Regions from separate parts of the Homo sapiens genome. Here region 1 is linked to region 2. The links are chromatin loops, found by intact Hi-C in ENCODE. Cell type or tissue: IMR-90. All regions are shown on one strand. Each heading gives the region's core, and the rest is flanking DNA. Links, peaks and the distances in the headings are about the cores only.

Evidence for each region. Peaks named below come from ENCODE experiments on the same cell type or tissue, not always from the same donor. Only the 100,000 strongest peaks of a DNase experiment are listed, where the experiment ranks them.
Region 1: it touches region 2 in a loop (11-fold over the local background); 4 of 110 quality-filtered maps call a loop at or near these places.

The regions. Positions count from the first base shown.
Region 1 is chr5:111,732,594-111,740,763 of GRCh38, forward strand. It overlaps NREP (neuronal regeneration related protein), which reads right to left. Exons shown (of 4, transcript NM_004772.4): 3 at 2,837-2,914. STARD4-AS1 (STARD4 antisense RNA 1) reads left to right here. Exons shown (of 7, transcript NR_040093.1): 6 at 1-2,253; 7 at 5,711-7,133. Among named protein-coding and RNA genes, the nearest start is that of NREP, 21 kb to the right of the region's middle. In IMR-90, for the core only: no CTCF peak of the experiment used is centred there; DNase peaks (open chromatin) are centred at 1,608, 3,498 and 5,328; H3K27ac peaks cover 2,031 bases.
Region 2 is chr5:111,993,732-112,001,901 of GRCh38, forward strand. The region is part of intron 3 of NREP-AS1 (NREP antisense RNA 1); the gene reads left to right. Among named protein-coding and RNA genes, the nearest start is that of NREP-AS1, 85 kb to the left of the region's middle. RefSeq lists an enhancer at 3,771-4,970. In IMR-90, for the core only: no CTCF peak of the experiment used is centred there; DNase peaks (open chromatin) are centred at 3,790, 4,230 and 5,820; H3K27ac peaks cover 1,596 bases.

The DNA of each region.
Region 1 (8,170 bases), core at 1,573-6,572, 260 kb before region 2:
TGGGTAGTTACTTGCAGTTGTGAAAATAATTTCAATCTTGGAATCTTGGTACACAGTCCCAAAATTTAAAAAAAAAAAAAAAAAAAGGAAATCCACTGTAATCCCAGTGTCTTTAAAATAATGCTGCCAGCCCGACCCCACCTCACCCCACAGTCAACCAGTTACCATGGTTCAGGATAGGACAAACTTAGGTTTTGGACAAATGAAGAGTTCAATGGCTGTTAATTGTCACAGGCAAGAAAAGAAGGAAAACCAAAAGTTGATAAATGTTAACTCAACAATTATAGTCTTTACACAGCTTGCCTTAAAACTGCTCCAGTTCAGACTTACTCTGTTCAAAAGTGAATATACAGAACGTTAGTGTATCTCTCTATTTAAATCTCAGTCTCAGTACTAATCTTCTACCTCCATGAAACATACACAACAAAACAAAAGGAAGAGCTAGGGATTTGGGAAGAGGCACTTCCAGAAAAAAAGAAAGTGACGATTATTTCAGATTTGAATTTACCATTTTTACCATTTTTTCTGTTTCAAGGTCCCAGATAATATACATTTCTTCATTAATTATTCATTTTCTGAGTGCCTACTATGGCTGGAGTACTCTATTCGATTTCAAGCTTAGAGAGAGATTGAAACAGAAACAGTAACAGTCCCTGCCCATCTCACCCTTCATTAACTTGCTGTGTGGAAGACAAGCATACAGACTGGACCCTCATGAGGCAATGGTAGTAGGGCCCACAGGGAGGTGTGCTACTGAAGCACCCTGAGGGCCTGGAGCCCACCATGCCCGTGGAGAGAGGTGCTCCTGAGGAGACAGAGTTCTGTGCGTTCTCCCTATGGAGTCCTGCATTTACTAGATTTCAATCCTCTTCCCCTGACTGATTTCAATCCACACACCCTCCCACTATTTTTTTTTTTTTTAAATAATAATAGGCTTTCTGCCCCAACTAAAGGAATTTTAGGCTTCTGCAACAAGTGGAGGAGGCATTTTGAAGATGGGACACAAAGAAGTCTTCTTTCTCCAGATCCAGAAGTCAGGCCTTGTAAGAATTCAAGCCAAAAAAAGTTCATCCATGGGAAAAACGGTTCTTCTATCATCCAGCACGTATTTGTGCCAACAGAGCTGAGGGACTTGAGTAATTCAAGAGGCTAGGGGTTGGGGGGCAGATGTGTCCAGTGGCTCCCACAGCCCCGCCGTCCTGAAAGTCACGCCAGTTAATGTGCCTCGGGGTGGATCAGCCCTCCCGACAGATGACTACTAGGAAATTAATCCCCAGTTAATAATGTGCTTTGGACCAAGTAAGTCAAGATTATTTTTCCTACAATTATACAAAGATATGCTTTTCCAGAAGGGAACTTCTGGAAAAAGAACAAATAACACTATGCTTAAAATATTATTCACATATTTAGAGAAGAAAGAACTTAAAATAGCAGAAGACCTGAATACCATGATCCACGGTGCCCACCCCTGGGAGCATGTCTTTGTGTGAGACAAGACCTAGCACAGCAGGGCTGGCTTTCTAAGGGTACGGTGAGGCACCACTGAACTCATCAAGGAACTATGCCTAGTCTTGCCCCTCTGGTTTATGTCACCAGTATCAAAGAGAGAGGACCTCTGGATGCCTGAATGAGGCAAGAACTAATGTGAAGGCCTCAGCTGCCTTAAGAGAATTATGCCCTGATCTGGCACAGTGACGAATGTCTGTGGTTATACTGCTCGTGCCGCTGGTGTGCTGCTGGTGAGGTGGTGGGGTGTGGGTGTCTTTTAAGGAAAGCGCTACTATTTTAGCTCTCTTCCACTCCAGCTCTACAAATCAGTGCAAGTCTAGTTCAGGCAGGGTCAAACCATTTTGTTCACCTACTTTCCTGCCAGTGATTTCAACCTTGACCTTCAAAAATGCTCTGCAAGATTAAAAGTGATTTAAGATTGTTTTCTTTCAGTGCAAACTGCCAGTTGATACAACCTCTTCAGTTTCTGCCTGCCAGTATAAGATAGGGAATTGTTGATACTATTTAGTGTAAATAAAATAATTTCTTAAACATTGAAATACCAGTAACAGCTGGGGGAGGACTCACCGTTAGTCAATTACACTTATGAAACTTTCAAATAGAAATTTTATTTTCAGTGGATTCTGTTTTTCTTTCTTAACTGCAAAATCAGCAAGTCATTGGTTAAAAAGTATACTCTCCCCGCTTGAAGTCAAACAAGTATTCACCCTAAGAGGCAAAGTCCAGTATCTACAGTAAAAACTGGTAAGTAGTTGTTATTGTTTGTTTCAGAAATTATGCTAAAATCTAAAATATAAATTTTACAAATTTTCTTGAGGCAGAGAACTGCCACACCTAAGATGTCAGAACAATGAAACCACGTTTATAAAAAATGGTTTTTAGGCTCAAAAATTAGAAGAAAGAAATGTAACAGTTTTTTTGTTCCTCCCTTTTGCTTCATGGATAATCTTATCAGACCTTCAGACTTCATTAGCAGACAATTAATAGTCATCATACTTTTAAGAAATCTTTTAGTTTGATCATTGTATTTGAGTTTGTCTAACCAGAAATGGAACAGACTTAAAACCTGTAAACTGTACTTTGATAAACTGATTCCATGTTTTAAATGAAAATTTTTCATTTATGAAGGAAGATAATGTGAACTTTAAGTCATAGGACTTTAGGATATTTTTTAAAAGTACATTATTTCCAAGGTCATCATAGTATCAGATTAATGGATTGTTATAGCAGCCTATAATGGGTATTCAAATGAAAAAGCTCTGATATTTTAAAACAATTGTTTCTATATTGAAAATAGTGTTAACAATATGGCATCTAAGGATCTTACCTTAGGAAGCCTTCCCTCCATGTCCTTGTTTGGAAATGGTTCTTGACTGACCCAGACAAAGAGTTCTGGGTAATAAACCTATAGAGACACAAAAGCATACACATTCAGATTAAAAACAGGATCCACTCTGAAACTACACGGGATAACCTTAATGAGCTCAATTCTCCTCAATGGTTACTTATTCCCGACTACCACTTAGAGCACTGGGGAAACCATTAACTCTTTCAAACTGTTAGTGTGCTTCTGAACACGCACTGCACTCAGGAGAGTTTCAGCTCGATGTCTTCCAAGATTAAGTCCAATAAAGCAGAGATATCAATCAATGTTATTTTTAGCAGGCAAAGTAGCAGCTTCATGGTATGTCTGGCTGAGTGCACTAAGTCATCGGGGAGGTCTAACTTTCAAAGGATTCTATAAGTATCCTTGCAAAACTCCATCAAACACTGTTAAGGGTTATTCTGATCATTTATTAGAAGGCCAAAGATTATGAATAAAATAAAAGAGGAAAGAAAGCAGCAGCCCAGATTCTCTCCAAGTCCATGTGGCCAGTGACAACACATTCTGCCCAGCTGCCTGAAACAGCCAAGTGTCTGAGGGAGGGGCGGGAGATAGGTGTCATCACCATGAATGATTCAGAGAATACTAGCTGATGAATTCGGTGGTGGGAGGGGGTGGAGCGAGGGAGTGGAACTGAGTAACTCTTCTTTAAATATACAAAGGATGATTAGCATAAGGTTGCCGACCAGCTGTTCTCCATCTTCAAGTAATGACAGGAGAGGGGAAAGGCCTTAAAATTACAACTAAGATTTGGGTCAGCTCTAAGGAAGAACTCAGCATAAGAATTGTCAAATTACTAAAAGAAATTAGAGAAAAACTGTGAAATCTTCTTTAAAAAATTTAGAAACAGAATCCAACAACCATCTGTCAGGGCTAATTCACATTTAATATAGTTCTGATTGAAAGCAGAGTGAAATTAGGTAAGATTCCCTCCAGATCAGATTCTCCAAATTCTGCAATAAATAAGCCTCACATTTAATAAACAACAATTAAGAGTCACACCTCATTAACAGATTAACAAACAGACTTAGATGTGTGTTTACATTTTGGTTTTGGAAGCCGTAATTGAGGTAACCTAATCATTGAGTTGACTGTAATGCTTGGTATACCCCGATCAATCCATTTTGTCAGGGAATCTAGGGTAGGAAATGTAGATGGCTAAGTGTGTTCACTCTTCGGAATAATTGAACAGTAACTAACTATCTTTGCTCTACACCAGTGACATTTGTAGCACATCCTAGCTTACAAAGCAATTTTGCATACATTACTTAATTTGTCCTGATGATAAGCCAATAATATTGGTCTTATCATTAAACAAATGAAGAAATTGAAACTCAAAAAGGTCGACTTGCCCCAAGTCACACAGGTAGTGTAGGGTAGGACTGAAACTCACACTAGGTTTCCAGATTCTAAACTTCAGTTCCTTCCACTATCCTGCTGCCCTCGCATTATCCCAGAATGCAAATCGCCTACCACCACTCCCTCAAAATTATACCAGTCCACAGCCGCCACCCACGTTTGGGTCTTAAAGAGAGCTCATTCTGCAAGAGCTAGAACTATTTTCTTTTTGGACTGGGTCTGTTTTCTGAGCCATGTGGTTCCCCTCACCCCAACCACCTTACTTTTCCACATATTCCTCTCCTGTGCCCAGCTCCTTCAGAAAGTAATCCACCATCTGCCTTGTTTGGGACAAGCAGCCACTTCTGACATTTCCTTTATCCAGGAATGGGTGAAGAAAACAAAATAATCTCAAATACACAAGCTTTTTTCAGACTTATAACAAAGTCACAGCACACAAAAGCCCAGTTTGGGCTCAACTTTAGGGGACCCCAAGTTTGAATCTACTGTTAAATTCACTTCATATAAATGGATATAAAGTGATTACATTTCTATATTACCACTTTAAAAATCATATTTCAAGTACAGTCTTAAAATATTAGTGAGAAATTAAGTTCTGTTGGAAACCAAAAACGTTGATAAAAGTACATGTAAAAACTTTGTAGGCACAGGAAGCAAAGAAAAGCAAGGTCAGGTAAGTATTGTCATTCTTGCGTTCTTGTGCTTTTCTGGGATATTCCATTTTAACGAAATGACACTGCTTTAACATTTAACTTCTAAGCATCATTACTAAAACCACCAAAGTCTAATTTGTAGGGGAAAATAGCTTGCCTTTCAGAAATTATTACACCTATTCTAACAATCTGTTGTTCTAAGAACTCTCCATTTGCTAAAAAAAAAAAAAACAAAAACAAAAACAAAAAAAAAGCCAATGACTTTTGCCAAAGAACTTGGGAACATGAATATCTGACAGCAAAACACACATGACTAAGGAAACTTTCTCCCTTACTTCATATTTGTTACACTGACCAAGGCTTTTTTTTTCACTATTAGGCATTTTTAGCACATTAGGCATTTTTTAGTATTTGAATCATCAAGTAATCATTGTATACTTTTAGAAAAATGAACGTTGCTTTGGCCTTCTGGTAGTTTTCCAATCTCCTTCAAAGTCAGAACCTTAAGCCAAAAATGGCAGGGACAGAGGAGTCTCAGTTACATTCTTAAAACCTGCTTGGCTGGTATCTAAGAACTCAGCATATCCCTAGACATAGTACCTAAAGGAGATATTTAAACTTTTCATTTTTTTAAGCACAGCTAGTTTTAAGAAACCGTGGTAAATTACTGGAAACAAATATGATCTATCTGCATTACAGCATTGTTCTTTCTTATACCTGCAGTATTTTGAGACTCTAAAGTGAAGAGCTTAAGAGAAAAGATCTATTGACAATCATTAATTACCTTTGCTCTCAAATGATTCAGACCTGACCTTTGGTATTCCGCAAGGGCCTGAACTTCCATTCCATTCCCAGTGCTGGATGTGGAGAATGGGTGATCCCAAGCAACAATCATTTGCCTTTCTGTCAAAAGCTGTCTCGGTTTAAATGTACTGTATTTTCTTTGCCTCTTCTTCTCATCGGAACATGTTCTAGTCTACTCGCCAGGTGCTACTTCTGGCAGTCAGAAATAGTGCCACTTTTCAACTTCAAGTTTCTTACCAACCTTTTTTGCATTCATGCAGCAAGAGTTCATGAAATAGCTGCAAAGTGCTGGACACTGTTAGGTTGTGGGAATTGCAAGAGAAACAGAGTTTCTGCCTTCTAGATGCTCACGTCTGGGGGTGGGGCAGGTACAGCAGGGGTGATCAATCCACAAAAATTTACTTTTAAAAATGTGTTATGGGCTGACTTGTATCACCTCAAAATTCATATGGGGAAGTCCTAACCACCAATACCTCAGAATGTGATTGTATTTGGAAACAGGATCTTTGCAGAGGCAATTAAGTTAAAATAAGGACATCATCAGGGTGGGCCCTAATCTCAAGTGACCCATGTCCTTCTAAGAAGAGATTAGGACACAGATACACAGAGGAAAGACCATATGAAGACACAGGGAGAAGACAGCCATCTACAAGCCCAGAAGGGAGGCCTCAGAAGAAACCAACCCTGCCAACATCTTGATCTCAGACTTCCAGCGTCCAGATTGTTAGAAAATAAATTTCTGTTGTGTAAGCTGCCCAGTCTGTGGCACTTTGTTATGGCAGCCCTCGCAAACTAAACACAGTGTGCTTTTTAAGGGCAACAACAAAAAAGAAATATATAGGTTAAGTCAAATGTAATAGCTGCTGGAACATCTATCAACAGACTAAACAACAAACAAAACCAACATTTAGCATAATATCCAGTAGTGCTGTCAACAAAGGAAATGGGGGTGGCAGTGAGCACATCTGGGAGGGCATTTGATGGCTGTCAGAATCAGCCAAGGAAGATGATAGAAGGGTGAGGGATAAGTGCAGAATAAGCTCCATGCAGGCAAGTGGCCCTGTAGCCAGGTCTCCCTGCAGCTCCTAGGGGCCACAGCAGTAACAAGACCCACATGAACCCATGAGTTTCTGTGCCCTCAGTTTTCTAACTAGTTCAGAATATTAGGAACTGACAATGACCCTATCACTGAAGCTTTTGAGTGCTGATAATATGAGGGTCAGAAAACTGGTAAGCTGATCCATCTATCTAGAGTCCATCTGTGCTTGCTGAACTGTAAAGCTGCCCATTCTTCTTGGTGCTCATCAACTGACACTCCAAACATGGACACGTGGCTGATACTGCATTCCATTCATTCATTGTCTGAATTCAAGTTTGTGTTTTTCATGAAGGCCAATTAAATTAACTTTCTTTTTGACACTTCATTGAATTCTCTATTGTTGTTTCGGTGGTTTGCATCTAGAAAATTTAAGCGTTCTGGGTATGGGAATACCTCAAAACTGTTGTTTCATTAAACAAACCAAAGTTTGCATTAATCTTCACAAAAAGTATGTCTTCTTTTAAAACTGCTTTTTCCATGTATACAATAAACAATTGTTTTTGCCCAAATAAAATCCTCAAAACCCTCTAGAATACTATTCTTCCAGAAGTCTATTAGAAAATCAGAAAAGCAAATCGTACCTTCAACAATTGAGAAAACAAAAATGCTAGTTAAAAAAAAAAAAGTAGAGGGAAGGAAAATTTTGTTACTTTAATTTGGAGAATATGCAACAGTTTTGTTTGAATTCTGGGGAAGTTTGAGTGTTTATACTTGTCACTGAATATATTGGTTAATGCATCTTTTTCTATGATGCTATATTTATCTCACTGACAATTAGGTTGAAAAACAACAGAACGTCATAAAGAACCACACTGGTTTAAAATATACTAATCATGACTTGTATTTAGATATCCTTGATCAATTCTTAGGAAATACCAATTTTATGCTTTTGGGTATAATTAATATACTTAAACCCACTATATATTTAAATATTACTTATAGTGAAAATGTGCTATTTCGTACTGATTCTCTTGAATGTATTGATAGTTGGGTAAGTTTCAATATTCTATCACAGCATACAAATTGGAAATAAAATACTCAGGGTTTTGTCCCTCCCTTCCTTCTTTCCTTTCTTTTGAGGCTTGTTTTACTCTTTGGACAGTGCATCATGAAAAATAACTGCATTTTTAAAGTCTATAAAGTAATTAGCTCACCGGTAATTATTGCTTAGTATAAACTATTATTAATAGCTGACAACTAGTGCTCCAAATGAGAAAAATGAAATGTGGGAAAATTCAGAGACCAGTCCCCCAAGGTCCTAAAAAATATGCAAACTAGATTATTGCTTAAATTATTTTTCAAACACTTTTTAAGCTTTTCATTTCAAAATTTGCTATTTATTTTTCAATGGCATGGTCCAAA
Region 2 (8,170 bases), core at 1,356-6,355:
GCTCCTAAGCTAGAAACCCATGTTTCCTCTACCTCCTTAGCCTACAGAAGTGCTCCTGATTCTGAAAGACTCAGGCTCAATGTCACTTGTTCTGTGAGGGTTATACTAATCCCCTTCCTTCCTCCACTCCCAAATTTATGCTAATCACTCTTACTTTGGGTTTCACCACTATTTTACTCATATCACCATTAAAGTGTTTATTTCATCCTACTTTGCATTACGGTTAGCCTACAAATTTTCTCCTCAAATAGACTGTAAACTATTTGATGCCAAGCTTTGTGATATGGATGTAAAGTAGAAACTTGAGTTGTGCATTTATTTAATATCAATGCACCTATGTGCCCAGGATTTGGTTATATCTTAGGGAAGGTATATAAACTCCAAAAGAGTGTAGAAACTAGGAAGGGGATACAATATGTTTAAAAAATAGTAACGTAAAGCAGAATATAATTTGTTTCTTAAAAAGCCAAAATTGACAAATGGGATCTAATTAAACTAAAGAGCTTCTGCACAGCAAAAGAAACTATCATCAGAGTGAACAGGCAAACTACAGAATGGGAGAAAAGTTTTGCAATCTATCCATCTGACAAAGGGATAATCTCCGGAATCTACAAAGAACTTAAAAAAATTTACAAGAAAAAAACAACATCATCAGAAAGTGGGTGAAGGATATGAACAGACACTTCTCAAAAGAAGACATTTATGTGGCCAAAAAACATATGAATAAAAGCTCATCATCACTCATCATTAGAGAAATGGAAATCAAAACCACAATGAGATACCATCTCACACCAGTTAGAAAGGCGATCATTAAAAAGTCAGGAAACAACAGATGCTGGAGAGGATATGGAGAAACAGGAATGCTTTTACACTGTTGGTGGGAGTGTAAATTAGTTCAACCATTGTGGAAGAGACAGTATGGTGATCTAGATCAAGGATCTAGAACCAGAAATACCATTTGACCCAGCAATCCCATTACTGGCTATATACCCAAAGGATTATAAATCCATCTACTATAAGACACATGCACACATATGTTTATTGCGGCACTGTTCACAATAGCAAAGACTTGGAACAAACCCAAATGCCCATCAATGATAGACTGGATAAAGAAAATGTGGCTCATATACACTGTGAAATACTATGCAGCCATAGAAAAGGATGAGTTCATGTCCTTTGCAGGGACATGGATGAAGCTGGAAACCATCATTTTCACCAAACTAACACAAGAACAGAAAACCAAACAACATATGTTCTCACTCATAAGTGGGAGCTGAACAATGAGAACACATGGACACAGGGAGGGGAACATCACACACCACGGCCTCTCGGGGTGTGGGGGGCTAGGGGAGGGATAGCATTAGGAGAACTACCTAATGTAGATGACGGGTTAATGACTGAAGCAAACCACCATGGCACATGTATACCTATGTAACAAACCTGCACCTTCTGCACATGTAGCTCAGAACTTAGAGTATAATAATAATTTTTAAAAAATTAGCCATATGTGGCAGTTCACATTTGTAATCCCAGCTACTCAGGAGAAGACTGAGGCACAATCATCACTTGAACCTGGGAAGTGGAGGTTGCAGTGAGCCGAGATGGCACCACTGCACTCCAGCCAGGACCACAGAGCAAGACTGTCTCAAATTTAAAAAAAAAAATTATTGATATATGATAAGAAATAAAACCAATTTTTCACCGTACAGAGTAAAAAAGAATAATGCAAACAAAAAGCCACATTTTCTCTATATGCCTCTAAAATGTGACTCTGTGTCTAACTTTATTTCATTTGAGGTTCTCCAGAAACATTTTCCCACAATTAAAAAAAAATGAAAACAAAAAGCAAAAAGCCAGGTTTGCAAAAACTGTGGCAAAGTCTACTTTAAACTTTTATTTTGCACTTATTTTTATTTAAAATAAACTGTAGTGTAAACTTGCTATTTTATCAAAATAATTAAACATAATGGAATATTAAAAACTATTTCTACACAGTAAGGACTCTAACAATAAAAGAAACCAAAAAGAACGTGGTAGTATAGTTTTTAAAATGCATAATATTTATGCAAACCTCAAATCCACTTCTGATAAATGTATGCAGATGTAAAAGGTGAGTAGCACATCAACAGTACTGCCAGTTCCGGACACTTTTCAAACACAAGGTCTCAAATGACAACACTCCCAAGAATGAGGTCATGGTGACCGTTCATTACTTCTAAGATGTGACCAAACTATCTGTAGTAGCTTTTAACAATAAAAATATAATCAGAATTCTTAGAACAAATATATAGGATGCAATAAAAAATTTATCCCTCAGTGATGTGTCAATGAATGTGTTGATCTCACTTGAATTTTATGCGAAAGACTTGACATCTCCTGCCTTTTTTTGGTAATTTACATAAGTTATCCTCTAAATCAAGATAAAGTAAATGTCACCTTTCTCTAATAGAATCAGTATTCTATTTCTACAGTGTAGTTATGGTACTCAATGTGTCTTCAATTTAACGAAAAGGAAAGAGGAATATATGTCATACTGACTTCCTAAAGTGTTTAAAATAAATATCACAAACATGTAAAGGCTAAAGTAGGATTACTGGGACCTCTTCTCCCCTGGACACACAATTATTAGGATTTGATGACTAGGACTGTATTTGGGGTTCTTATATAAACTAGGTTTTTATTGTTTCATTTTATTTCATCGGGTCAAGCAAATATTCTTTAACTGTAAAAGAAATTTAGAAATATACAGGTCATGACTTTTATTATCTTCTAAAATTATAGCTAGTATCTCAACTATATCTTTGGATAGGCCTTTAATCAATTTTTAATCACATTCTCTACAAGTACCAGGCACCGCAATCAAAATTTCCTTCTAACTTATTGGACCTGAAAGGAGCATAATCTTTTGGAAATTCCAACACACTCAGTTGAACACACAGATTTCCTCGAAGCCAAATTTTATTTTAGCACTCTTCTTTTCTGATTAGAAAATGAAAATGAAACATATTTAACCATTGTGTGTATCAAAGAAATTGAATGACTGTACCTCCAAAGGGAAGCTCTGCTGGCTGGACAATACCCACATAAACTAATGCTAGTGAGGTTCAGTGTAGCCAAAAGGGGAATTGCTTCTTATAAAAGTGATTTTTTTAATGTTTAATTTTTTTTTCAGTTTTTCCTTTTCCTTTAAGATTGAAGACAGTCTGAAAGAGTGTTATGAGGCTGAAAGAGTGTTATGAGGCTAAACAAAGGAACAAAGGAACACACTGGAGAGAAGAATCAGGGTGAAAAAAGAGCCATGGCAGGGAAATGCCATGAAAGTTTCTGATGAATCTATTTTATTGTATTAAAGTGTAATCAGAAAATAAATTCAAACAGGAAAGAAAGGAGAGAGCCTTCAAAAGTCTGCCATTGTTTCAAAAGCAGACCAAAAGAAAAGTAACACTAAATTAATGCTTCTCATCTGATTAGTGTTTGGAAATTACATTCCACTTTCACCTACATACTTTTTCTTTCCTAATACTTCAAAAAGGTAAAAAAGTTAGTTTCACACCACCTACCACTGCAGCGTTCAACTATAGGCATGGCATACCTTCTCTTCACGTCTCTCTGCAGAGAATCTGCCTTCTCTGTCTTTAAACATGCAAAGAGTAGTGGATTCAATCATCCATGGTGTGAAGAAAGTCTGCTAAGACTGCATGGATCCGACAAGATGGTGGATAGTTGACTTCCTGAGCATAACTAACCCTGCTGGTCAGAGCTTACGTCATGTACTGTATTGTAGACGCTGCACCTTTACTTCATATAACTTCTGATTATGCAATCGGTGTAAGATATTCCCTTAATGACACATTTGACAGGATTAAAGGGCACTCTGGGGGTTTCTCTACAAATAAGATAAATCTGTAAAATGTTATTGGCAAAATCTTTCTAATTAAATCCACATGAATGGGACAGCTGCAACTTTACTGCAAAACTCTTAGTGAACCCTTAGTTCTATTTGTGAAATTTAAGCCTTCAAACAATGATTGGGGAGTCAGAAATGAAAGATAACGGCTACCAATAGAGTTGGATTTGCAAAAATATTTTACATCTTTTTATAGTTTGTCATCTAAGACATGTTTAGTCTAAAAGCAGAAGCCATGAATATAATTTCTGTGGCCTGGGTGCTGGCCATATGAGACTCATATGGCCTCAGACAGAACACACTGAGTCAGCCTTGTGGTCTAGCGTGAGGAGCTCATATCCATGGAATGGAGCCCCACGTGCACCAAACAGCTAATGGAATTGAGTCATCAGTGTCTGTGGGCTAAGTCACTTGTTTCCAAACCAAGGAGCTCTTTAGAATACAGATTCCCAGACCACACCCTGGATCTAATACACCTACATCTCTGAGAGTAGGGCCCATGGATGTGTACTTTTCAAAGGCTTCACAGGTGATTAAGATAATCAGTCAAGTTTGAACCAGAGGACCAAATTAAAATTAATCTACGTGGGCATGAAGAGTGGGAGTAAGGTCTTCCATCTGCTCACAGACAAAAAAAAAAAGCCTCTAGAAGTCTGATTATTCACTTATTTCTCACCTACATGTTAGTGAGTTTGACTGATTAAATGATTTATTTTCTCTCTAAAAGCTCTAAAAATTTTCTTTTAATCTTGAGGTTGGAAATTTCAGTAGGATGTAGACACATAAGTGCACCCTTTTAATCTGAAGACTCAAATCTTCAGCTCAAGGGAAATTCCTCTGTTACCTCCTTTTCATCTTTTCCATTTACTATGTTCATGTTCTCTTTTCTGGAACTCCTGTTAAGTGTTTTTTAATTAATTATTTTCCTTGCATTAGATTTTTTTCTACTTTGCCAATCTATAACCACTGTTGTCTTCTCTAATTACTCATCTTCCTAAGAGCCTTATCTTTCTCCTCCTTCTCCTCTCCCTCCTTTTTCTTCTTTCCTTTTAATAGATAATCACCACTTGATTCTCTCTAAAGATCTGTAAAAAGTGTCTTTGGTTAAGTTTTCATCTGTTCCTTGAATTATTTATTTTATAACCTTGGATCAGTGGCTCTGTTAGTTCATCCTTGTCCTCCTATTGGTTTTCATCAATCCTCTGTGGTGATATAGGTCTGATGTTCCACCAGGTCTCAACTGTGAGTGAAAAGGCTACTTTTAGGTTCTATGTAAATATTTAAGGTGGGTCTACTGGACAGTGTCTGTTAAGTTTCCTGAGGCATGGACTGGCAGGTAGGCAAGGAGCTCATGCCCTCTCCTGACTGCCAGCCTAGGAAGGTGATGAGTTCAGCAGAGAAGCACTTCAAGGTTTAACCTCCTGACAGCAGAGTGCTCCTTTTTTTTTCCTGGCTTCATGCCCGTGGGCATCTCAAGTCAGTCCACAATCTGATCTTCTTCTTGCTCAGACCCGAAAGAGATTAATTTTGATAATACTTTTCAGACTTAGCCTGACATTGAGTTCTATTTGTGCTTGCCATTTAGTATAGTGGCGTAAATGATAGGACAGAACAGTTGTACTGTTCAGATTTTAGCTCCTGTTTAATTACTGTGATGGCTGTCACTTGATCTCCTTCTCTACATTAGGTCACTCTCAGCTTGGGGATTCTCAGGATTGTGTCCTTTCTAACTTGCAAAAATTCTCACAATTTTCTACCGGCTGATGACATTCTTTCTCTCTTGCCAACACTATTCTGAATTTCTCTCTCTTTCTCTCTCTCTCTCTCTCTGTGTGTGTGTGTGTGTGTGTGTGTGTAATCTTTTTTAGGTCACATAAGGAATTTAGGGCAGGAGGAGAGCTAGATGTGTGTTCAGTTCAATCTCCTCCTACAATACCCTCTCTTAGATTACTCCCATATTAAACCACTGACACATTTAACCACAAAAATACAATAACACAAACATTAAACCACATCATTCCTATAAGAAACAAGTTTTTTAAAAGCCATAAAGCTCCTAAGCTAATGATATTTGTTTCTTCATGAAAGCATAAATAGATGAATTACTTTTTATTTGACCATTCTTTTTTATTTTCTTTGTCAGCAAAAGCAGTTTTATCTGACCAGATGCCTTTTTTTGTAGAGGAATATCACTAGAATTGATCAATTAAACCATTTGGCTATATATAAAAGTTTCTATCATTTTCAAAATATTTTCAGAGTAACCTAAAGCAAATCTATCATTGTAACCTACTGTGTCATATAAATGTATAATACAAATGATGCTTACAGCAGATTGTAAAATATCTACATTAATCCTCAGTCCCTTTGATAGTTATAAACCATCTGCAGTTGCTAGTTACACAAAGAAACCATCTCATGCCAAAGCAGAACCACCAGCAAGGGTTACAAATTTATCTTAATCTGTATGCATACTTGCCTTGGAGATTGAATTTTGAAATCATATTATTTGCTATTTGTAAATGTCATTTAGTCACTATCTCCCAAACACCCAGAGTGAAGAGTAAGGAATCACTCATAAGTCACAAACTAATTCTATGTGTTCACTGCGACATTAATCTTAAATATACATATAATCCAATTGGAATGTAAGTTCAAAACTAAGGGCTTCAGAGTATCCTTACCCTATTTCCAATTTACCTGCCAAGGGCAAACTGGGCATGACACTTGACCTGTGACACAAATTTGCCTATCTTGCACTCATACATTCAGTTTGGTCTTGAGGTAATGAGACAGTATTCTACATAGATAAAAGTATGAAAGGAGAAAAATAAATTTTTATAGCGAAGAGTAAGTTGTCCAGATGCCTAAAACAACAAACTATATAATTAACCTGTGGGCCACAGGCCATGAAAGCAAGTTAAATGCATATCTAAAAATCAGGAGATGGGAATACAGCTGTTAATAATGCCAAAAAGTATGATTAGTCTTTTCTTTGTTAATTTATAGACATTTTAAAAATCAGTTATATATTAGGTCCCTTGAAATTATGAATTAATAACAAACCATCATTAAAGTAGAAAAAAATCATGAAGAAATCCAGGCATATGCGGGTGGAAGATCCTACAGTATACATGCAATGTAGGCCCCTGACAGAGAGCCAGCAATTGGATAATGTTAAAATGATACATAGGCCATAAGCAAAACAATACATTTTATATATATTAAATATATAAATACATATATTATATATTTATATATAATTTTTAAAAATATATAGCATATATATTTGATATATACTATATAGTCTATATAATATATATTTAATATTTATATTATATACATTTTTAAAAAAATTTAAAATATTTTCCAGTGAAGACACAAAACTCATGTCATGTTGAGTTCAGGGAGAGAAACAAATAATAACCTTTTATTTAGTGTGTAGAGATTATTTTTCAAATCTGAAGTGGTATGAGGATTTCAAGCAGGGAAATCTGAGGAATAAAGCATCCATGCAGTATAAATTTGCTAGGACCTCCACAAAAAAGAAACACTGGGTGACTTAAACAACAGGCATTTATTTTCTCACATTTCCAAAGGCTAGAAGTCCAAGGCCAAGATGTAAACAGCATTGCTTTCTTCTGAAGGGCTGTGAGGGGAGTGTCTGTTGCAGGCACCTCTGCTGGGCTCCTAGGTGGCTGTCTTCTTCCTGTGCCTTCACATCATCTTCTCTCTGTGTCAGTGTCCAAATTTCCTCTTCTTATAAGGACATCAGTCATGTTGGATTAGACTGGCCCTAATGACCTCATTTTAACTTAGTTGTCTTTGTAAATACCCTGTCTCGAAATATGGTCACATTCTGAGGTACTGGGAGTTCGGACTTCAACATATGGATTTTTGAGGGAACATAATTCAGCCCATATATACATGCTATGTATTTTTGCTAAGATGTTTTTTGGAGTCTTTGTTTTAGTTTGTTTAAAGAGCTACAGTGAATGGAGGAGTAAAGCCTTTCCACTTAATTCAGAATATGTAAGTTCACCAGAACCCACATAACTGAATTAAATGTCAAGCAAGAGCCCAAAGTAGATGAAGGAAGAAATTCTACATATTCTTTACTAGAAAAGAAGCAGTGACAATTTGAAGGAGACACCTTGATCCATACATTTGGCCCTTACTACCTCATAGTAACAATAATACTATCCAAAGATAGAGATTCATCAACAAATTAGAGAAACACTTTTAATTGCAAAGTGAACAGAT